Linked DNA regions of Mus musculus: regions 1 and 3 are each linked to region 2. The links are chromatin loops, found by intact Hi-C in ENCODE. Cell type or tissue: left cerebral cortex. All regions are shown on one strand.

The links. Peaks named below come from ENCODE experiments on the same cell type or tissue, not always from the same donor. Only the 100,000 strongest peaks of a DNase experiment are listed, where the experiment ranks them.
Region 1: a loop joins it to region 2, with 2.9 times the contacts of the local background. A loop is called at or near these places in 24 of 42 quality-filtered maps.
Region 3: it touches region 2 in a loop (2.3-fold over the local background); 5 of 42 quality-filtered maps call a loop at or near these places.

What each region holds. Positions count from the first base shown.
Region 1 is chr13:23,281,465-23,289,464 of GRCm38, forward strand. The region is part of intron 1 of 4930557F10Rik (RIKEN cDNA 4930557F10 gene); the gene reads right to left. It overlaps 4933404K08Rik (RIKEN cDNA 4933404K08 gene), which reads left to right. Exons shown (of 4, transcript NR_046038.1): 4 at 1-803. It overlaps Gm40832 (a long non-coding RNA gene), which reads right to left and starts at 5,282. Exons shown (of 2, transcript XR_873169.1): 1 at 4,338-5,282; 2 at 2,859-3,327. It overlaps n-TVaac4 (a tRNA gene), which reads left to right and starts at 3,937; the gene lies at 3,937-4,009. It also overlaps n-TAagc10. In left cerebral cortex, no CTCF peak of the experiment used is centred here; DNase peaks (open chromatin) are centred at 3,983, 4,159, 4,629, 4,800 and 1 more place; H3K4me3 peaks cover 2,010 bases.
Region 2 is chr13:23,397,276-23,405,275 of GRCm38, forward strand. It overlaps n-TAagc12 (a tRNA gene), which reads right to left and starts at 3,592; the gene lies at 3,520-3,592. It overlaps n-TVaac2 (a tRNA gene), which reads right to left and starts at 3,870; the gene lies at 3,798-3,870. In left cerebral cortex, a CTCF peak has its summit at 4,548 (motif pointing left); DNase peaks (open chromatin) are centred at 3,637 and 4,551; H3K4me3 peaks cover 1,423 bases.
Region 3 is chr13:21,851,838-21,859,837 of GRCm38, forward strand. It overlaps n-TIaat11 (a tRNA gene), which reads right to left and starts at 3,556; the gene lies at 3,483-3,556. It overlaps n-TTagt4 (a tRNA gene), which reads left to right and starts at 4,184; the gene lies at 4,184-4,257. In left cerebral cortex, no CTCF peak of the experiment used is centred here; DNase peaks (open chromatin) are centred at 3,529 and 4,152; H3K4me3 peaks cover 1,228 bases; H3K27ac peaks cover 372 bases.

The sequences.
Region 1 (8,000 bases), 120 kb before region 2:
CAGTCAAGCTCTGAGCCTTCTAAGCATACAGCAACTAGATAATAGATGCTAAAGCTAGATTTCTTAAATCTAACCAAATTTTCTAATTTTCCTACCCCTCCTACCCTTTTAAAAAACATTTTTTCATTGCCCCTGTTCAGCAAGAAGAAGTTGTGGAGAGTCATCAGCCCAATTCCCTGGGTATGGGAGTCTGGTAATGGTTATTTTACAAATTATAGAAAAGTTATCATTTCTAAGGGATAATTTGGGAATGGTCATATGTGGAGAGCTCTTGGTGCTGCTTATAGAAATATGTCAAGCACTTGTCACTGGGCTCAAAGAAGTAGGCTCAGATAAGAATATTCACATTTGGGCTAATACAAAGCTCAAGGTAAACTTAGGAGAGGAATGTGTGGCCTTCCTTTTATCTTGGTCATCCTGACAAGTCCCTAGACTCAGTGACCAGGGGGCTTAGTTTATTGCCTTGTTTGATCTCTTTGTTTATTACTTTATTTAATTACTTTGTCTTTAAGAACCAAACCTATTCTCTGCAAGGACCTAGAATGGTATAGAAGCTGACTGGGAAATAAGCCTGCTTCAGCCTCAGCACTGGCTGTAGTCATGTTATAATGTTGTCTAATTTTCTTTCTTCTCAACCCTAACTAAGATGAGGGTGGGGGGTCATGATAATTTCTTGATAGTACAGAGGATAGCAGTCTCATCAACCTTTCATATTATATAATCAGGGGGTAGAGGAGAAGTCAGTAAAAATTATGTAAAATTTTGTATACATGTTTTAATAAATTATTAAGGCCTATCTCTTCTACCACTGCCTGATTTTTGCTCCTCTTTGGGTCGGTCATTTCTGTCCAGACTGTCAGGATGCCTGGATGGATTTCCCACACTGGGATCTACCTCTAGCAGTACTGCTGCACTCAAATCTTCTAAACCGTCAAGCTGTGAATACTATATGTTACCTTCTTCTCATCTGTGAGATAAATCATTTAACGTAATAAGCAAGAAAGATGTTGATGAACTAGCATTAACATAATCATTTTAATGTTTTACATTTTATTAGCATATGGTATCCATACAAGAAAGTGGGTATGTATACACATATACATAGCTTGAAAACCAAGAAGTGCAAGACCACACCTAGAAAACAAAGACTGAGTAATGTATGAGTCCCTCATTGATCCATTCCACCTGCCTTTCCAACCACTTTTCCTATCTCCATTCTCCTTCCTCAGTCCAGCCCACACCGTGGGTCTATCACATGGACTGCCTTCCTCAGGGGTAGCTCCTCCTGTTTAACAGTAATTGTTGATGTTTTTACCCTGGTGTTATCAGTATGAAGACCCAACATTATCTTTGACACTTTAGTGTTTCAGTCTGGTAAATAAATGTTCACGAACTCTTTGAGTGAGTTGCTGTGAGGAGAGGTTTTATAAAAAATCTTAAGTAATACACTTTCTGCACTCCACTACCTGTGATGTTTGCTTTGACAACCAGTTTGGAGAGTGTCATCTACTTGTGACAGTGATAAGGAGCATCAGGAAGGTCTTGATCCAAACAGTCACAAAGGTAATAAAAGTCAGATTTACATCTTCATCTGGGACTCTGTAAGCCTACTCGTCCACATCAAGCCTCTTCTACAGGAACAATGGTAAGAACAGAGTGAAAGTCAGCTAGTCTGTGGTGGTTGTTCTGTGTGACTAGAGCCCAATAATGAAACATTGATAAAAACAAGTGTTGACTGGACTTTGTACAAACCTCTAATCTCAGTACTTGGGAGTCAGGCACATCTCTGTGAGTTCAAGGCCAACCTGGTCTACATAGATAGTTCCAGGACAGACAGGGCTACATGTTAAGACCCTGTCTCAAAAACAATAAGGAAAAGAAAGGAGAAAGAGAAGGAAGATGAGGAGAAGGAAGAGGAAAAAGAAGAAGAGGAAGAAGGAGGAGGGAGGAGGAGGGAGGAGGAGGGGGGAGGAGGAGGAGGAGGAGGAGGAGGAGGGAAATGTTATTGAACATGCTTCAAAATAAGACTGGGAAGCTATTTTGTAGACAAACTACCAATTTCCAAAGTTGGGTGTTTAAGGCTCCTGCCCTGTCCTGTGGAACAAATTGAGCCTGCTACTTCAACTGGCTTAAGAACTCTGTACTTTGTGTTTCTAGGATATTTCAGGTTCAGAAAGTACCTTGTGACTTCATTACTAGATGTAAGAGCTGTGGTGTGCAGTTACAGCCAAAGCTAGCTAACTCCTTGTAATGCAGTGTGTAGTCATGTGCAGTTAAGGTCATTTACCCATACTTACTGGATCTCAGTTAACAATATGGGTTATGGATTAGTTTATGTGATGGCTATCCCGGGAAATTAGTTACAGCCTAATGCAGGTTAAATATAAGGAAGAGTGCTCTCATTTTTAAAAATGATCTTTAACAAAAAAAAAATTTGTGTATGGGTGATTATCCTCATGTATGTCTGTGCACAGTGGGCTTTACATCCTGATGCTGACAGTTGTGAACTGATGTGTGAGCGTTAGGAGCCCAGGTCATCAGGAGGAGCATAAATCCCAATGTCATCAGGAGACGCTGCAGTAACCACTGTCACTTCTGTCTCCAGATTTGTGGGTGTGATAATAAAACTACTTTGTTTAAGCCATTGGTTGCTGAAAGATTCCTAGGCTACCTCTCTCATAACTCAGTATTGGAACCTTATGTCCCAATCCTCTGATCTAACTGATCAAAAGTTTGAGTCAGTGACAGGCTGTCAGAGTGCCGAAGGTTAGTGAGACACAACCACACACACACACACACAGTATTGTTCTGGACATTCTTTTGAGGACTGCTTCTTTATGGACTGGAGCCAGCCCTGCTTGGCTGTCAATATGTTTATTCTTAATTGACATTTGCCCAGCACCAACTCTAACCCCAAAGATAATCAGCCACTTAAAATGGAAAGAAAATTCTAAAGGTAAAAAGTCAAAATGCAAGTTGTGTGCCAAGCAGCAGGACAGTCAGAGCCTTCCTTGAGAAATGAAAACACAACTGTATCGTGTAGTCACCCACTGCGCTTCCATTTCAACACCCAGCTTGGAATAGCATAAGATCAGATGCCTGTGCACAACCCAGGCCATGAGTTAGTCTTTTCCCTGATGCTGACATTGCTTCAGGCCTTCCCTCCTGCAAGCAGACGTTGATGTAATGTCAATTACTGTAGACACCGAGGGTGCTGCTCCGAGGAATGAACCAGGAAGAAGAGACACAGCTGAGCAGGCAGAATGAGAAGCACCACAGTTGAAATGTTTGCTATCCATCCTCAAAAACAGAAGAGAGCTGGTGTGGCTGAGGTGTGAGAAAAGAAGATGCTTACATCATTTTGATGGGATATAAATAATTACAGTCATTAAAAGTACAAGCATGACAATTCCTTTAGAAATTTAGCAATAGGGAACATTACCAAAGTCATGGGCTCATACTTGCTCTGTTCATGGTAGTGAATCCTCATCTTATGGGCGACTCACACCTTCACATTCAGAGCAGGATAACTCTTAATAAGCAAGATACAAAATCAAGCTACCGTTCATCAGTGGACAAATGAAAACACAGCAGACACACATGGGATGTTAGCTTCTCCGCCCTTTCTAAAAAGGCTTTGTCACTTGCAATCACTGGCACGAAGAAGCTGAGGACACGGTGTTAAGTGAGGTAGACCAGCCACAGAGGGACAAATTCCACCGGACTTCGCTTACAGTGTGCAATCTTTGTATTCGATTGGCAATAGCAGAGAACAGTGGGATCACCAAGTCCTAGGGATGGAGGGGGACAGCCACGGTAGTTACATTGACTTAGCTACCCTGTGATACATACATATACAAAGAATGCCATCAAACCATTTACTAAGAAACCTTGGAATCTATGTGTAGAAAGTGGGAAGAAAACCCTCTTGAGGGTGTTTCCGTAGTGTAGTGGTCATCACGCTCGCCTAACACGCGAGAGGTCCCCGGTTCGAAACCGGGCGGAAACATTACTTTTTTTCGAACTCTCAGTTTCACTCTCTACACTTTTGAGAAGTTAGAAGATAGTAGTCTCCGTCCTATGTTTTTAGCATTAAAAGACATGGTAACTTGTATGGAGAAGAAAAACAAAACAGTGGAGGCACTTGGCATAAATGAAAGTCCAAGAAGACTGTACTGTAACTCGGGGGATTAGCTCAAATGGTAGAGCGCTCGCTTAGCATGCGAGAGGTAGTGGGATCGATGCCCACATCCTCCAGTTTTTATGTTAACTAGATTTAGGACTGAAAATTACACTTTGCTCTCACACTCTAAACAAAAGGTTCATCACACACTCACTTGCCAGTTTCTCACACCCACATCGTGCACGCTCTAGTTTGTGTGTTTGACAGTTGTTTTTGAGCGTTTCTATTCCTTCACTCCACAGACACTGGTGCAGAATCTCTTCTGTTTAACCAGGTTTAGACTTTTCTTAAACCACTTAGTACTTGTAAGTTCTCTGCCCGCCTCTCTGGAATCTTTTCCTTGTCCATCTCTTTGCTCACTCGCCCGCGTTATTGGAGGGTTTTTGTGCTCTCACGGATCTGCACGGCCAACAGCATCGCATGGCCCAACCTCCTCTTGGCCTGAATGAAATGTGGCTTCCGTCCCACTAGTCTCAATTTTCCATTTCTAAACTCTACCTCCTGCCCGGGTTCTCTCAAAAGCTCTCCAGCGACTACAACATTCTCCTCGAGGTGTCTCCAGGTAATCAGGCTCTCCCAACCTCCTCTGTGTGTTTTACACGCATGCGATTCCCCTGTGATGCAGCGCTGCGTCTCAATGCGGGAATCCCTACTCCCGCGCTTCTTCCCGTGAACTCTTCCCTCCTCCGCTCCGCCCGAGGTGCATTTCTTATTCTTTCCCTGTGACAGGTTCTCGCTTCTCCTCTATCGTTTTAAATCTCTATTTTCGTTGCACTTCTCAAAGTTTTCTTAGTTAATGTGGATCTGTAACTTCGAGACTACACTTTAGCAAAGTTATAGTGTTTGACTTGGATTGTAAAATGAGAGAAAACGGTTCCGTTGTCGTTTCCGTAGTGTAGCGGTTATCACGCTCGCCTCACACTCGAGCCTCAGAAGACAGTACATGTATATGTAGGTAGCCCTGCCTCTAACTGGGAAAGGTCCCACCTGATATTCCTATTCTAAGATACAACCATTGAACCCATCAATGACACCTCTGCCAGAGCGGCTAGAGCTGGACCCTTTTGAATTGATTTGTAGTATGTGGACTATTTAATCCTGGGCGGTCCCCGTAGACGGTCTGGATTCCGGACTAGTTTTCTTCTGCTCCAGAATCTCCAGAGAGTTGAGACGGGACAGTTCCTTTCGGGAAGAAAGAAGCAGCAGGCGGCCTTGCTAGCAGAAGACTAGTCCTAGTTAGTAAAGCCTCGGACAGCAGACTAGGGACTCAGGCTACAGCGGGGTGAGGGTGAGGAGAATAACTGCTGGCCTGCAAAGGAGAAGCTCCAGCTTCTAATTCAGAGACAGACTCGGCAGATTTGCCGCGACACCTCTGTCCCTCAGGTAAAGACTCTTCCAACCTATACAAGTAAGACAGCAGCAGTGTCGGGACACGCGGCTCATTTGCGGGCTTCTCTGCCTGCTGAAGTGCTGAAACACACGCAGCTCAGTCTCAACAATTTGCTCACTTGCCTCCAGAAGCTGTAACGGCAAGAACATACTCAGTTGTTCTTTCTCTGCGGGAGAATTTCCTCCTACAGCCTGGGCCTAAATACCAGCCTGGTCTGGAATGCCCTGGCAGAGTTCCAGGGGATAGAACCCAGCTCTGGGACAGGAAACCATTACCAGGAGCCCAGTCTAAATCAAGGCTGTGGAGGTTGGGAGATTGGGTATCTGGAGTGTTAACGAGTGAGTTACTGCGCAGACCAGGCAGAGACAGGGGAGTTGGGGCAGAGGAAGAGCTCAGTATTTGATACTCAACCTCTGCTTCCCAGTTCAGGCCTTGACACTTTCCAGCTCTGGGACCCTGAGAAATACACTCAATCTACCTGAGCCGCTGTTGCATCTGGAAAGGGCAGATGTGTACAAGTCCTTTTACTGCCAAAATTAAACTGGACCCCACAGAATAAACTCAACAAATCTTTTAGAGTAGTAAAGAGTATGTGGGACAGGAAAGCACAGGATATTTTGTGAATTATAAGAGGAATGTCTCTACTTGTGCAGAGTTTTCTTAGTCATGGTTTTCTAGAGTAACGGAGCTTATAGAATGAATCTCTAGAGAGAGAAGGTGGATTTACAGGTTGTGGTCCAGTCAAAGAATCCAGTAGTTGAATCCACAAGGCTGGATGTCTCAGCTGGTCTTCAGTATATGTCAGAACCCTGATAAGTAGGCTCTGATACCATTCTGAAGGAATGGACCTGCTAGCAAAGCAAGAACAAGCAGACAAAGACCATAAGCCCCTTCTTCTGTATCATTTATATAGGCCAGAGCAGAAGGTGGATCTTCCCACCTCAAAAGATCTAAAATAAGCTTGTGTTTTTGCAACTCAAAGATCCAGATCAAAAGTCCACTTCAAATAATATAGCTAAGAAAAAGCCTCCCCGGTTTTCCTAGCCATTTGGGGGATTTAGTTAATTTCAGATACAATCAACTTGACAACGAAGGAGAGCCATCACATGCAGACACAGATGGAAGCAGAGGATACAACAACAGAACAGTGTGGACAGAGAATGAGCTTAAGGGCTAGTTACTTGCTCATTCACTCATTCAGTCAATAAACAGAGAAGAGCAGGAAGGAAAGCCTCCCGAGGGAAGAGTGAGTGTGCCAGAGGAGTGAAACATGAGGTAAGGGAGGGGCACGGGGCAGTTGTACCTGAACCTGCTCCCTCAGCTCAGAGGGTCTTACTTAGATGAATCCCAGAGGGGTGTGGACGCCATTGTTCTGGATGTGAAATGCTTCAGATGCAGCAGTAGCTGCTAGGGTGCAAAATCCAAGAGATGCTTTGTTCTTTAAAGCTGCCGGTGGATACAGGGTGTATAGAGACTAAAACATTTCTAATGTGAAGTTGTGGATGAGAGAGGCAGTCTCAGTACAGCTGCAGGTTTGTCAAACTCCTGATCACAAGGTCCTGAGGTCCAATCTCAGAGAGGCCAAGGAGACCTCCTTTTCCATCCAGGGTCAATTAGTTGCTTGTGTAGCAGGCTGACAGCGGATGAAAAGAAAGGACTAAAGAGAATTCCAAGTCACATTTGAAACAAACAAACAAAAACATAAACACTGATGGTTAGTGATCACATTGAAATCAATTCCCAATGTTTTGACCAGATAGATTTAGGCCATACTGGACACGCAATCACATGTTTGCTCTTACTCCCTATCATGTGATGGAGGAAGCAGGACAAGTCCCTTCTCAGCTTGGTACTCTGAATGTGCCTGGCTGCAATTAAGGCACAAAAAGAGGTATGAATTCATTCACTTATTTATTCCTCTAACAAATTAATCCTATTAATCCCCCTTTGTGCAATGACTGTTATTGTTGTAGTGTCTCAAAAGCAAATGAAATTCAGAAATGTTGAGAGCTGGGTTAATCAACTGAGGCTTTCCCTTCTACCATAATGTATGGGGGAGAAACATAGCTTTCTCAAAACCACATTGGTGTCTCCATGTTCAATGGCAAAAGTGTTCTCTTCAGCAATCTTCTTAACCATCAGATTACCAGGAGTAACCAATGGCCTTGGGAATAACCTGTGATGTTTGATGGTTTCCATGGAGCCCCTTAGGTGGATGTCTCAACAAGACGCAGTCCATTCCTGGCCCTGGAGATTTTACTTGTTGTCATTAGATATCTACTTATAGCATTGTCTTTCTTATTATTGGTAACTCCATGTAGATTTCTTTCATATATACTTTAGGAAACTTTTACAGTAGTAGGTTTCCCTGTGGTTATTGCAATGCGCTTGCTGTTAGTTGTTCCTCCCCATATTCCATCCTTTACC
Region 2 (8,000 bases):
TATTTTGTGGTTTAGTGTCCTGAAAGCACACTTCATAGTTCGTAGAGAACCACAAGGAATCAATCTGGAAGCAGTGGGAAATAGCAGTGAGTACCTGGGTCTTTCTCCATGCCACGTTTCCACAGTGTGCCTCCTCTCCAGTCACACTCACTTTACACAGACTTCCTGCAAAGCTGTGTGCATTAGAAGGCTGGGTAATGCTACCAGGAAAACCCAGTCCTGGCCTCTGCCTGTGCCTTCATTTCTGTTTTCTGCCTTCTGTTAATCTAGAGACACTGAACGGGGGAATGTCGGGTTCAGAACCCCAAGTCCTTCATCAATGTCCAGCTGCTTAGTGGGGTCCAAAGGATCTTCCAGCCGAGATCTTTCCGAACAGTTTTCTGAACCTGAGTTTTGTGCCTCCCAGCATTCCCAGGGAGCCTAGCAGAGGTCTGTGTTTTGGAGTTTACAACGATCCATTTAGTGAGCTTCTCCGTTACATTATAGAAGGCGAAGTAATGTTAAGTCAGATGTTTCAGATAGTTCTCCGAACTTTTGTTAGTTCTTTAAAGTGCTATGGATTGAATTAGGGCTTTATACATAGGCAAGCACTGTGCCTCTAAGCCACAGCCTATTACTTGGGTACTTTTAAAAGTCTATACAGTGAATTTGAGAAGTGTGCAGGCAAAACAGTGTGTATTGTGCTCCCAAAAGGCACACAAATCTGCGAGAGGCATGCTTTGTCCTCTCTGAGCAGTGGTTGTGATGCCCCAAAATCAGGATGAAGAGTACAGCCAAGAAGTACAAAGGCGGTGGAATTCTGAAAGGTTGGATTCAAAAGCAATGGGAGTGGGGTGTCTTAAGACATGGGAATTTCCCTTGCACTCATCTGAGATGAATAACACAGTGAGCCAAAGTCAGAAGTTGAATGGACAGAACAAGTTTTAAGGGATGTTTCTAAGAGTACAGTTAATGAAATCTTAGCTTTTCAGGAGACAGAAAATAAAAATAGTCACAGCTTTCTTCTACAACAGGGAAAAGTTGAGGTTGCACAGAACATTGTCCAGTTCACTGCTGATTCTAATCTCAACGCTCAGGTCTCCTCTACTGGCTTCCCTTGGCCTCCTGATCCTGGGAACCTAGGAGGAGAGTAATAGGAATCTGTTTCTCCCTAATGTGACATTATGTAAGGGGGGGTGGTGGTTCTGGAGGGCCCTCTGTAGGGTCTGCCTTTGCCTATCCTTGGCTCTGCTGTGTCCCTTTTTCTGACATGTAATCACAGTCTCTCAGTTTTTGTTACTGTTTTTGTTTTGTTTTTAAGTGTCCATCAATGTCTCTGAAATTGTTTAATCTTGAAACATTGCAAGCAGAGCAGCAATTGCACGATGCAGTTCAGGCTTCAGTTGTTAGCTGAGTAAAGACAGGATGACTTCACATTTGGTTTTGTGCCTTAACCACAGCCAGGCACCTTCAGTGCACCATGCTGAGAAGGTGTCTGCCCTGCTTCCTCCAGCACATGATAGTAAGAGCAGATGTGTGTGTGTGTGTGTGTGTGTGTGTGTGTGTGTGTGTGTCCCCAATTCTTATCACCCATCACCCACTGTCAGCCTGCTACACAAACAACTAATCAACCCTGGTGGGAAAAGGAGGTCTCCTTGCCCTCTCTGAGGTTGGACCTCAAGACAAGGTCAGGAGTTTGACCCACCAGCAGCTGCACAGAAATAGCCCTTCCTACCAGCAACTTCAAATTAGAAATGTTGAGTCTTAGTATCCAAGCACCCTGTATCCACCGGCAGCTTTAAAGAACAAAGCATCTCTTGGATTTTGCACCCTAGCAGCTACTGCTGCATCTGAAGGTAAGGTAAAAACATCTGCATTTCACATCCAGAACGATGGTGTCCACACCCCTCTGGGATTCATCTAAGTAAGACCCTCCGAGCTGAGGGACCAGGTTCACGTACAACTGCCCCGTGCCCCTCCCTTACCTCATGTTTCACTTCTCTGGCACACTCACTCTTCCCTCGGGAGGCTTACCTCTCTGCTCTCCAAGGAAGAAAAGTAGCAAGGAAAGGTTCTTCATTCACTTACTGAATGAGTGAATGAACTAGAAAATGGTCCTGAAGCTCAGTCTCTGGCCACAGCATTCTGCTGGATACTCTGTATCCTCTGCTTGCGTCTGAGTCTACATGACTAGAGACATTCCCCTTGTAATCATTCCACAAACTAAGGTTCTCAGGAACGATTTGTTGAGTTTATTCCATGTAGTTCAGTTGAGTTTTGGCAGTAAAAGGACTTGTACACATCTGCCCTTTCCACATGCAACAGAGGCTCAGGTAGATTGAGTGTTTTTCTCAGGGTCTCAGAGCTGGAAAGTGTCAAGGCCTGAACTGGGAAGCAGAGGTTGAGTATCAAATACTGAGCTCTTCCTCTGCCCCAACTCCCCTGTCTCTGCCTGGTCTGCACAGTAACTCACTCGTTAACACTCCAGATACCCAATCTCCCAACCTCCACAGCCTTGATTTAGACTGGGCTCCTGCTAATGGTTTCCTGCCCCAAGAGCTGGGCTCTATCATTGTGGGTCACTGCCAGGACAGTTCCAGACCAGAAAGGCATGTGAACCCAGGCTGCAGTAGAGCCAGGCAAGTACACCCGCGGCTTCATTTTCCAGCAGGGAACTACTGTCCACCATCTCATTTCAGATTCCACAACAGAAGAATGCTAATCCGGGTACTGGATATTCCAAGGGGAATGCCCCGCGTTAGAATGTCCACTCAAGACATCCTCGACTCGAGAGGGTCCACTCATGATGTTTCAAAAGACGAGGTGGAAGCGTCCTTGGTGGGTTCAATGGTTGTTTTCCAACCTGTCTAGGAATGTCACGAGGGAGCATTTTCAGTTAGAGCCTCTGGCAGGAGTCAGGACAGAGTGTAGGGCATACCACACTGCCTTAGGAAGGTAAAAACAAAAAGGAAAGGAAGGAGGGTAGAACACAGGCACTCGAAACCACCTGGAAGAGAATGCTGTAGACATTGGAGAGCTTTTGAGAGAACCCGGGCAGGTGCCTTAAACAGTCACAGCAAAGTGATTCTCGGTTTTTACACAGAGCTTAGAAATGGGAAACTGAGTCTAGTAAGAAGGGGGCCACGATCCACTCAGGCCCAGGAGAGGTTTGTGAACATGATGTTGGTGGTGGCAGTGCAGGGCTTTGGGAAGCACCCTTCCTGTGGGGCTCAGAACAACCTCCTACCCAAGTAGTAGAGTTGGCAAATGATGGACAAGGAAGGTTCCACAGAAGTTACAGCAGGCACAATGTGGAGGTTTAAGGGTGAAGGTCTACACCTGCACAGAAAAAGCTCTTACTCAACTTTGTAAATGCTTACAAACATTTGTTAGACGATCAGAACACTGAAAGCTGAATGGAAACCCAAAGCTTATACTTTTAGCATGACAGCAAAGAGTAACAACTTAGTCTAAAACAGACGTTTCTTCCATAGGAGCCAAAAGAAAACTTAGTAAGAATGACCAGAAGTTCAAAAGCTGTGGAGGATGTGGGCATCGATCCCACTACCTCTCGCATGCTAAGCGAGCGCTCTACCATTTGAGCTAATCCCCCCTCCATAGTAGATGGCTTCTTGTACTTTCTTTTATGGCTAGTAATTTCTGTCATTCAAACAATTTATTTGATATAGTTAGGATCCAAGAGCACACGATGGTAAAAGCTACAACCACAGCCGAAATTCATGTCTCCTAGTTGTAGGGAATGAGCTCAAGGTCTGAAACCACGAGAAAGTAAGAAAAACCAAAAAAAAAAAAAAAAATGTTCCCGCCCGGTTTCGAACCGGGGACCTCTCGCGTGTTAGGCGAGCGTGATGACCACTACACTACGGAAACACCCCAAGATTATATACTTTTCTATTTTCTACACATGCATTCAAAACGTGATTAGCAAATGGTTTTTTGTTTGTTTGTTTTGTTTTTGTTTTTTTTTTGCATATGTACGCATCGCAGAGTAGCTAAATCAAAGTAACTAAGGTAGCTCTCCATCCCTAACCCTTAGTAACCCCACTCTACCCCTCTAGTGCCAAGTGAACACTCAGATTGCACAGGACTTGTAAGTGAAGTCCTGTGGAATTTGTCCCTCTGTGGCTGGTCTACCTCACTTAACACCATGTCCTCAGCTTCTTCGTTCCAGTCATTGGAACAAAGTGACAGAACCTTTCTAGAAAGGGCAGAGTAGCTAACGTTCCATGTGTGTCTGCTGTGTTTTCATCTGTCCATTGATGAACAGCAGCTTGATTTTGGAACAATCCTGCTATAAATACAAACGTGTGACTGTTTCAGAAGACACAGCTCCGTTTTCATGAATGTTCGGAACACTTTGATTCCACTACTGTGGCCTCATGCCCAGTGGAGGGCAGCCTCTGTGGCTCTATTTTCAATTTCTAAAGAAATTGTCATGCTAGAGAACTAGCTGCTCTTTCAGAGGACCTGACTTTGAATTCTAGCACCACGGGAGAGCTCATAAGCGTGTTCAGCTCCACTACTAGGGCATCTACTGCCCTCTTCTGGCGTCTTCCGGACACTGCATGTAAATACCCATTCACGTAAGAATTATTAGCGTTTTCCTGTGGATCCGCTCGGCTTTTCCTGTCTTTGTGTCAACCAATGACACACAGAAACCCTTTATACCAGGGAGTCCCAGTGACCACACTGGGCTGAGACTCAGGAGCCCCTCCTCCCTTACCCCACCTACATCCCTGGGGCCTCCTGGTGGAGATCTAGGGTCCCTTAGCTCTTTGCCACAGCCCCTCTGAGCCTTTCCTCACAGCGCGTCTCTACTCCTGTGTCAACTATCGATCAGAAAAGCTTTCTACCGTGAACCTTCAGCAAGCACACTGAGTTGGGACATGTTAGGCAATTTTCACTCCTTCCTGCCCTCCATTCTGATCTCTCATCATTCAGACCTACTCTCTTAGTCCTGTAGCAGCCTGCCTGCGGGAGCCCCTCCTCCCACCCCACCTCTACCCTGTGGGAACCGGTGCAAACCCGGGCCCACTAGCTCTTTCCCACTGCCCCTCTGATTCTTTTCTCTTTCCTTTGTGTCACCCAGCAAGCTACAGGACCCCTCTCTACCAGGAACCCCACGGCCACCTCACTTGCCAAGGGCCCAGAGTGGGCGACGGCAACCAAAGAACAGGACACGCACCCAATAAAGACAGGAACAGATAACTTCACCAAGAAACACCTCAAGTATCATAACTTCTCTGCCACATGGACAGGCAAGACAATATGCCTTCCCGAGAAGCCAGTAACCCTATTGAAACAGGCCTTGAGAAATGCAATATATACAAAAAGCATAAGACAAGGGCTTTAAAATAGTAATCATGAATGTGTTTAAGGACCTTAACCTTTAAAAAGATAAGAAAAATGCTTAACTGAAGTGTAAAAACACAAACAGTTGGATGAATGTGGTAGTTTGAATGGAAGTGCCCTCTATAATCTCATAAGGAGCGGCACTGTTTGAAAGGATTAGGACGTGTGTCCCTGTTGGAGTAGGTGTGGCCTTATTGGAGTAGGTGTGTCCTTATTGGAGTAGGTGTGGCCTTATTGGAGAAACTGTGTCACTGAAGGGGCTTTGTGGTTTCAGAAGCTTAAGCCAGGTCCAGTGGCTCACTCTCTCTTTTTGCTGTGAACTGTAACCCAGCCACAACTAAATTATTTCCTTTTTAAGAGTTGCCATAACTACAGTATCTCTTCACAGAATAGAAACCCTAAGACAATAAAATGAGGAAAACATTTCAAGACAGGAAAATAGAAATAGAATCACTAAGAAAAACCTAAACTGGACTCAACCTGGAAATAAAAAACTTAGGATGTCAAACAGCAACCTCTGAGGTAAGCCTCATCAACAGATTACAAGATAATCAAGAGAGAATTTGAAGACAAGGTAGAATAAATGAATAGTTCAGTCAAAGAAAATGTTAAATAGTTTTTTAATCCAATTACAAAGCATCCAGAAAATCTGACTAAAGGCACAGAAAATAATTTTTAAAAAATCATATAAGAAAAATTTCCAAAACTAAAGAAGGAGGTACTTGTCCAAGTAGAAGAAACTTATAGACCACCAAATAGACAGGACCAGAAAAGAAACTTCCCAGAACACATAATATTCAAAACTTTAAATAAATAGAATGGAGAAACAATATTAAAAATTGCAAGGGAGAAAGATCAATGTTAAAAAGATGTGCAAATTAGTATAACACCTGACATGTCAATGGCCACTCTGAAAGTCAGCAGGGCCTGGACAGATATCTACAAACTCAGAGAGACAATATCCATGAAAACTGTCAATTGCAACCAACAAGGAAAGAAAAACATCTCATAACAAAACCAAATTTAAATAATTTTTATCTACCAATCCAGCTCTGCAGAAAACATTAGAAGGAAAACTTCACCCTGATGAGATTAGCCACATCCAAAAAGACTCAGGGAAAAAAAAAATCTCAGATCACCCCCCACACACACAACAGATAGCAGAAATCGTTGATAACAGACTAACAGATTATAAAACAGAATCCATCTTTCTACTGAATGTAAGCACTAAACCTCCTCACCAAGGTGTAGACAGTATCTCATGGGAACAGGATGAAAAACAGTATTCCAAGCAACTGATCCCAAGAAGTAAGCAGGTACAGTTATTTCGATATCAGTTCAATTTCAAAATAGACGTCTAATCAAAACTGACCCAAAGAGATAGGGAAGGATACTACACACTCTTTAAAGGGAAAATCCACTAAGAAAATATTGCAATTGTAAACAATTTTGCACTAAACACTAGGGCACCCAAGTTCACTTAAAAAAAAAAAAAACTAGTACAGCTAAAATCACATATTTATAACCCACAGTGATAGTGGGTGGCTTCTACCCTACTTTCCTTAATAGACAGGTCACCCAGACAAAAACTAAACACAGAAATACTGCAGTTAAATAACATCATAAGTCAATTGGACCTAGCAGACATCTACAGAACATTCCAACCAAGCACTAAAGAGCATACTTTATTTTCAGCCTCTCATGGGACTTGCTCCAAAACTAGCCACATACCAGGACAGAAAGCAAGTCTCAACAGATACAAAGACATTGAAATAATGTTCTACCTCTTATCTGACCACCATGGATTAAAGCTGGATATCAACAGCACCATAAAGTATGCAAACTCATGAAAACTGAATAACTCACTACCGAATAAAAGCTGGGTCAAGACAGAAATCAAGAAAGAAACTAAATCCTTTTTAAATTCAATGAAAATGAAACCACAACATACCCATTCCTATTGGACACAAGGAAGGAGGTTGTAGGAACAAGTTCATAGCACTAAATGCCTACATCAAAAGACAGGAGAGATTCTATAATAGGACATTGGTGACATAAGTGTTGTTCTAAAATCTCTAAACAACGACTACAAGGAGTAACCAACAGAGAGCAAGAAATAAACTCAATAGTGAAATCAATGAAATAGAAACAAGCAGACAGACATAAAATGTCATTTCAAAGAATCAATGTGATGAATTGCTTCTTTGAGAGAACCAACATGATTGACAAACTTTTGTGGGGGTGGCTAGAAGACAAGTATTTTATTTGTTGTTTTACAATGGCTAAAAGATGAGATTTAAATTATATAATTTCCATAAATTCTTTGGGAATCACATCTCCGATTACTTTTCATTAAGTCTTATCATTTATGTTGTTATTTATCTTCTAAATCTCCCTCAGTATTTTCTATTTGAGCCAAGAAATAAAATGAACTTTCTATGAATTGTCTTTCTCGATAATTATCTCCTCCCGTCCCCCCCTCCCCCGCCCCCCCCCCGCCACCTCGAGGTTTATCTGATGCTTTCTTTTTTCTTGTTTTAATTACATTTTTACTTTATTTACATTTCAAATGTTGTCCCCTTTCCTGGTTTCCCCTCCGAAAACTCCCTCTCCCCTTCCCCCGATTGACAATAAAGAACAAGGAGAAG
Region 3 (8,000 bases), 1.5 Mb before region 2:
CACCCTTAGAAAGAACAGAACTGCGTGTTCTCCTTCACATGTGGAATCTAGCCCATAATATATGTAAGCAAATGTGTATTGTACAGAAAACAGACTAAGGGAGGCTAAACATTGAGGAATGAGGAAGGACTGGATGCAAGTAATAGGCACAAATGGGGTGATAGATAAATGCATAACAACTTATTTGCTAATATAAAATCCAATATGAAGTTCTACAGCTTTCATCTGAATGGCTACTGTATGTAGAAAACCTATTGAGTTAGTCTTTGGGTATGGCTAATTTTGATGTGTTGATTTTTTTTTTCATTTGCAACTTTTTTCTAATAATGAAGTGGGTTTTTTTGGGGTTTTTTGTTTGTTTGTTTGTTTGTTGTTTTTGTTTTTTAAGAAGAAAAAAACCTCCACTGTGGGTTTGACAGTATTTTGATGTTTTCAATCTTTTTCCCTGTGGACTCCCTGGAAGTGTTTCAGGGACACACACAGGTCTAGAAGCCACCTTTAGAAACATGTTGTCATACAAGACAGTTTATCACAGTGCTATTTATAGCAAGGCAATTTTCCGGTCTTGGTCACTAGCCAGGCTTCCTCTTGCATTGTGTGATGCTGGCTCAGAAGCCTCTGAAATGGCTTCCACACCAGGAAGAATTCTTCCTAAGTCTCCCTGTAAGGGCAGTCTGAACCTGCCCCACTGTGGATGCCGACTGCTGTGTGTAGACCCAGGAAAAGATGACCAGTGGCCCCTCACAGATCCATCCCTGCCAGGACCTAGGCAGTATTTTGAGGATGGATTGTGATCTTGCTGTTGTGTGGCACTTACTCTATTAGTTGCCTGTTGCAACTGTGAACAAAACAACCACAGCCCTAACTGGCATTTTTTTTTTCTTATAGTTCTGTCAACGACTCATTATTGGCAGAGCTGTCATCTATAGGGGATCTCCAGTTCTTTTGGTTTCTTCTTCCTCAAAACACATCACTGCAGTTTCTTTCCATGACCTGACTTAGAGTGACAACCTGTTTCTCTGCAAGTCTGGTTCAGCCATTGATTTGAGTGCCTTCTTCTGCCTCTGTCTCTGGACTGTGCAGGGATTCCTGGAATCCTCTCCATGTCAGACCAGCAGAGCACCGGTAAGAAACTTAGAGGGCACTCAACAAACAGTGGCTGAACTGACCAAGCCTGCTGTCAGTCAACAGGTTCTCCAGCACTGGAGTGAGGATTAAAAAGAAAAAAAGACAGACAACATTGTAGCACATGTCAATTCTGAGACTGAAGGCCATTCTATCTCTATCTTAAAAGCTGGCATTACAACCTGTGATTGTTATTCCCAATTGTAAACTTTACTATGTCTAGAAGGAACTACACTCCAGAAATGGAGGGCACAGCTGTGATCCAGATCTTGAGGCATAGAGGTGGTACACACCTTTAATCCCATGAGACAGAAGTTAGCAGATCTCTGAGTTCAAGGCTAGCCTGGGACAAAGCAAATTCCAAGAACAGTTTAGGTCCAGGTTCATGCTTCTTTGCCTGCTTGCAGTTACTTGCTAGCACATCTGTTGGAACCGACTTCTTCCGGATTCCAGCTTATACAGAAAACCAGCTGAAATATCTAGCCTCCTGGGACTAGATTTATTGGACTTCCTATTCACAGTTGCCCATTGTTGGGTTAGTTGGACTCTAGATTGTAAGTCATTTCAATAATTTCCTTTAATATATAGAGACATTCCATAAATTCTGTTGTAGCAGTAAATGAGTTAATCTGCTTTAGGCTCCTGGTCTCATTTCCAGCCAATCATTCGAGTCCTCTGGATTCACGAATGAGATACACAAATTCCAGCTAATTTGATATGCCTTGACTAGCTCAATGGCTGAACAATTCTAATCCTCTCCACTGCTAGCATACATTTCCCTCCAGTATTCCTGACATTACACCTTCTAAACTCTATAGTTCATCTCTGCTGCCCTGTTACCTTCTGGGGATTACACACACACAGGGCCACATTCCCTTTCCACCTGCATTGATGGATGCTTTCTCTCCTGAAGCTCTTAAATCTGATCCTTCTTCCTCCCAGTCATGGTGATTCCTCTTCCCTCCCTCTGCCCCTGTCTCTTGCCCTCCTCCCTGCCCAGTCAATGGCTGTACAGCAATTCTTTATTACCAATCAAAGCCAGCTGGGGGCAGGTACCCTCAGGTCTGGAAGCTCGGCTCTTTGGAAGACAAAGCATTAGGACCAATTCCTAACATTCTGTGACTCTAGAAACCCCTGACTAATACACAGGTTTATCTGCTAATCCTCCATCCTAGGGAAATTTAACCCTGAGACTCAAGTTTGCTTTTGTTGCTGTGATAAAACACCATGAACAAAAACAACTTGAAGGAGAAAAGGGCTTGTTCTCACCTTACAGATTATATATAGATCATACTTGAGGAAAGATGGCTCCGGAATTCAAAATAGGAACCTGCCAGGACCTAGAGCAAAGACCATAGAGGCATGCTGCTTTCTGGCTTGCTTCAATTCTTTGTACTCCGCCAGCTTTCTTATACAGCCTAGAGCCACCTGTCCAAGAAGGCATTGCCCACAGTGAGCATGGCCCTCCTACATTAATCATAAATCAATCTGCTGCACCTACAGACCAATCTAATGGAGGCAATTCCTTAACCGAGGTTCCTTTTTATAAAGTGATTACAGTTAGTGTCAAGTTGACAAAAACTAACCAGTACAAGGTTGCAAACTTACCCAGCCCACTGTCAAACTGTTTCCCTGCTGTGTGAATACAAATGACCATGACTGGCAGCTTGGTTTTAGATATGATTCCAATGCAACCATGCATTACTTCGTAGATGTATTTACATTTCTTCGCTGAATGTTTTTACTTCCTACAGGGATAAAATATACTGAGGATTTCAACCTTTTTTATTTTATTTTATTTTATTTTTATTTTTATGGGTGTTTTGCCTGCATATGTGCCTATTGTCCTTCATACAGCAAAAAACATATGGACTCTATCTATTATATGCCAGCACTTAAGATCTAACAGTTAAAACATGAGAATTGCCCAGAGCTTCAATTCTCAAGGAATAAATTATTACTCTCGCTGATATGAAGATGAAAGCAAAAATAAGGAAAAGGGATGATGCTTACTGGTGATGCTCAAGGTTTGGAGCTATCAGATAGGAGAGCATTCTAGAACAATAACGGAACAAACATACCATGTCCAGGTCTAGTGGAAGTGAAGAAAAGCCAGGTGCCAGTAATGAGTACAAATAGGCAATGAGTGATGTGGAAATTCCAGCTAGAGAAAGACAGACAAAGTGATCTGAAAGGCTTTATAATGATATTTGACAAAAGTGGTGAGTGAACAACTTCACTTCATTCAAGTTCCGGTATCTTAATAAGGTTTGGTGGGATGAACTGTGTTTATAGAGAGAATAGAACTGTAGAGGACAGAGTCCTACATTTCCAGTTGTAAAATCTAAGCAGTTTACTGGCCCGTACGGGGATCGAACCCGCGACCTTGGCGTTATTAGCACCACGCTCTAACCAACTGAGCTAACCGGCCAGGTCGCCAGCGTTGGCTTTCCTTACTTCTTATAAAAGATCTCAGACAGGCTGGCTGGCTAGCTGGCTGGCTGGCTTGCTTATTTGCTTGCTTTTTCTCTTCTTTGCTTCCTCCCTCCTCCCTCCCTCCCTCCCCCCCTCCCTCCCTCCCTCCCTTCCATTCTTTCTCTCTTCTTTGACCTTTAATTTTTGAAGTAAGTAATCGCACTGACTTATCTTGTTTGGGATTCAGCCTCAAGAAGTGCTGTATCATTCAAATTTTTTTTGAGTTTTTGTTTTGTTTTTCCTTAAACCAGATGAACCGCGCCTAAGAAAGGGCTTTCTTTGCTCCGCTTGAGACTTCCAAAGATGCGGCTCTCACTTGGAACTACACAGCCGCAGGTGCGGCTTTGACGCTGCGATGGATGAGACAAGATTCTTTCCTCTGGCTTCCGCAAAAGGCCTTTGCCAACGGAAGGTCGCTCCTTCAATCCAGCTACGATATGCAGCCATTTTAAGAGAAAGTTCTTTGGTTGTGATTAGTATTTCTGATCTTTTTAATATCTAAGCTAATTTCCAGAATTGCTGACCCTTACAAACGTGTTTTATCGTATTCAAATAACATATAACTACACCCTTCTCCAGTTCTGGCTCCGTGGCTTAGCTGGTTAAAGCGCCTGTCTAGTAAACAGGAGATCCTGGGTTCAAATCCCAGCGGGGCCTTTTCTTCTTTTCTTTTTTTTTGCCTTGTTCTTATTAGTCTCACTTGATATTCACACTAATTGAACTGGAGCGTTTTCCTTCACATCTTATGAGTTGGAACACATCCCGCCTATTAAACTTTGCTGAGAAACCGAACAGCCTTGTGTTGGAATATGTACATGGAAAAATGATATAATTAGAGAAAAACTTTCCAATAATTCCTGAGACACTACAGAGCTTTGGTTTTGCGATCATGAGATTAGAGATGCAGAGTCTAGACTAGCTGAGGTGTGCTCCTTTGTACTACACACCGAGAAGAAGTGATAATAATTTATGAACTTTAAACTTATCAGTAATGATAGTGCACACTTGCAATGCTTGAGTTTGGGATGAGGCATTGACTAAATGACTCTGATGTATAGCGAGGTACTAATGTTTTATTTTATTTTTGAGGTACTAATTTTTAAAAGGCTGTAAGTAACAAAACTAACAAACTGACTACAGGTAATTGAAAAAAAAAAAGTCATCTTAAAACTTGATGTCTTTGAGTCTTTTCTTGTAGATTTTGCACAGAATAACTGCAAAAAGCATCAAACTCCAAAACATTCAGACATTCATGTTTTATTTTCAATTCCTTTTCCTACTTCTGAGGTTCTAAGATGTATTTTCTGATTATGCTAGACTCTATAAAAATCCAATCTCCCTTCTTCAATAAGGCTCACCGAATTCTACAGAGAATTGGATTTTATGAAGCTTTCTCCCCACCCTGGAGCATTCAAGCTTATGCAGTGTGTGCTGGAAGACTGACCGTGTAAAGGACCACTTAGGCTGAGGACCTGCTTCAATGACAGAGGGCGTACCTGGCCCTGCGTTAGATTGCCATTACTACAAAATTAAAGTAAATAAGATAATAACAATTACCCTTACAATGAAAATGAATATTACAGAATGATATGTAGCTCAGAAAGCACTGAACATGTAAAAGAAAAATATGACAAATATATATAATTTATCACAGTTCAGACATTCACAGATGTATCTGTGCCAAAGGATCAACAAATGGCTCACTGCCTGTTTTCTCCCCTCCCCTCCCCTCCTATCTTCTCTTCTCTTTTCTTTCTGAGACATTGTCTTGCACTATAGCTGAGGCTAGCTTCTGTAGCCCAGGACTGATCTCAGATTTTGTTCGATCAAACATCTGTCTGTGGTCCAGGATCAACTCCAGACCTACTGTATTGTTTACTCTCATCCAGCCCCTCCGTACTGAAGGACAAAGCATCATTTACAAACAGAAAGGTCTGCCTTCCAGGGATTCTTTTGTCTGTTGTTTTGAGAAGTGTTTTTTCTTGTAACCCAGGCTGGTTTCAGATTTATTAAGTAGCTGAGACTGCCCTGAACTCCTGATACTCGGAGGCATCTGCCTCCCCAGTACAGGACACTGAAGGCCCAGAGCTGCCTTGCACCAGCTGTCTGTTTCTTTCTTTATTCTGCCCAGGATTAATTGTCAATATTGGACACTCACTTAACTGGTGAGTTTTGAAGTCCACACAGAAATTTAAAAAGAAGTACAGTGGTAGAGAATGTTAGGGAAAAGCTGAGGGCCAGCTCTTCTGACCTGGAGTCCAAGCAGGGACTTTAGGAATGAGATGAAGAAGAAAACAACCACATTGCAGAAAATGGCTTCCAAACACTGGTATGCTCCAGACTCGCCACAGTCCACTGTCCGTGTGGTCTGCTGTAGTGTTTCCTTTAATGTCTAACACAGAGGCTGAAGTCTACAGTTCCACATAAGCTCAGGATCTTTGGCCATCAAACACAGACAACTAAATTTTAAACTGCCTGGTGCCACACCTTAATCATGATCACACAGAAACCACTCAAGCATACTTTCTAATTATGACAACATTCCACTGTGGGGTGTTTGGAGTCAGTGGTTCCTGAGACACTAGAGATGGAGTTCCAACCAAGTCCCAGACATGTATGTCACAAGCTAAACTCACTGTATTTGTTTTAATGAGAACTGCTCCCATAAACTCATATATTTGAATGTTTGGTTCCCAGTTGGTGAACTGTTTAGGAAGTATTAGGAAAATGTGGCCTTACTGAAGGAGGTGTGTCACTGGAAGTGGGCTTGCAGGTTTCAAAAGCCCAAGTCAGGCCCAGTCTCACTCTCTCTGTAAGCTCTTATCCACTGCCTCAGCACCAAGTCTTGCTACCTGCTGCCATGGTTCCTTCCATGATAGTCATGGGCTTTCCTTCTGAAACTGTAAGGAAGCCCGCAGTTAATTGCTTTCTTCTCTAAGCTGCCTTGGTCATGGTATCTCTTCACAGCAATAGAACAGTAACTAGGACACTCCCCAACCAACAATCCTCCTTAAAGCCTGTGGTAAGATCCAACTTCTCTCACCTATTAACACCCTTCAAATTATTAAAAGTCCTGTTGGTTTCAGCAGCACCACGTGTGAAATGTCTATTCCCTCTGCTCTTTATCTGTCTCTGTCTGAGTCCCCAGGATCTCTCCTTTGCCACAGTCTACACCAACCTCTACTTACTCCCCCTGCTTTTGAGATCAGTGGTCTAATTCAGGCATGTGGTTGGTGATCACTTGTAACCCCAGTAATAAGGAGGATTGTGGTTAATTCTTAGTCAGCCTGGGCTACACACTGAAACTTTGTCTCAAAAATCAAATAATAAATTTCCAAGTCTTTGTTCTTTCTTTCTGGATCCCAAGCTGGCCTGGAGCTCACCTCATAGCCCAGGGTGACTTTGCATTTGTTACAATCTCCTACCTTAGCCTCTAGGAAGCTGGGATTACAGGCACCACCAGGCCTGCTTCTCTCAGCTTCCACAGTAACTCTGTGTCTTTCTGTCTGTCTGTCCCTCCTCACTTCCTTCTTCCTTTCTTTTTCTATGTCTCTTTGGAGACAGGGTCTGATTCTGTAGCCTAGGCTTGCCTGGAACTCGCAGTACTCTTCCTGTCTCTGTCTGCCAGGTACTGGGATTTGAGATGGACATACTATTGTGGGATTCTGATCAAAGAGACAGAACTCTAAAGACAGAACGTTAAAACGGCTTTAATGTGCATGCACAGGGTCAGGTGAAGTATGGTTTGTAAAGAAAACTTACAGTGAGTACAGCAAAATGGTGCTTTTTATGTGGCTTCTGCTTCTTTGTCTGCTGAATATGGTAAGCTTTTAGTTGTTTTAAAACCTTAAAGTAGGATTCTAAAGATGGCATGGATGTGGAGGAAAGGAGGGCTGCTTGGAGCATGTAGGAACATCTCACATAAGCATTTTGTCAGGGACTAAACCATGCAGCAGACTCTTTGTCCCTCCTTCAAGGTCTCTGAAAGGCTTATTAAGGAGGGAGGGAGGTGTGAGAGCTGTATGCTCAAGGACAGTGCCAGACTGTGCAGCTGTTTCTGTTTTTCTATTCTATGGGTCTTACCGGCCCCAACCACACCACCACATCTGGGCTCTTAGGGTGCTTTCTGAAGCAAACTATAATTGGCTCCTTCTTTCTGCTTTATTTTATAATCCAGTTCAACAATCTCTGGGTTTGAATCCTCTGCTCCATTTACATTTGATGTGGTTATTCATATGATTGTATTTTTGAGGAGTTCATTTTTCATATCCCATTCAAAAACTAAGCCTAGGACCATTTAAGCCATTTGCTATCTCTACTGGGGGGAAGATTCTGCTTCTGCAGTCTGCCACTGATCCACTTGACCTTAAGGCTGCCTTCTGCAGCCTCCAGTAAGAATC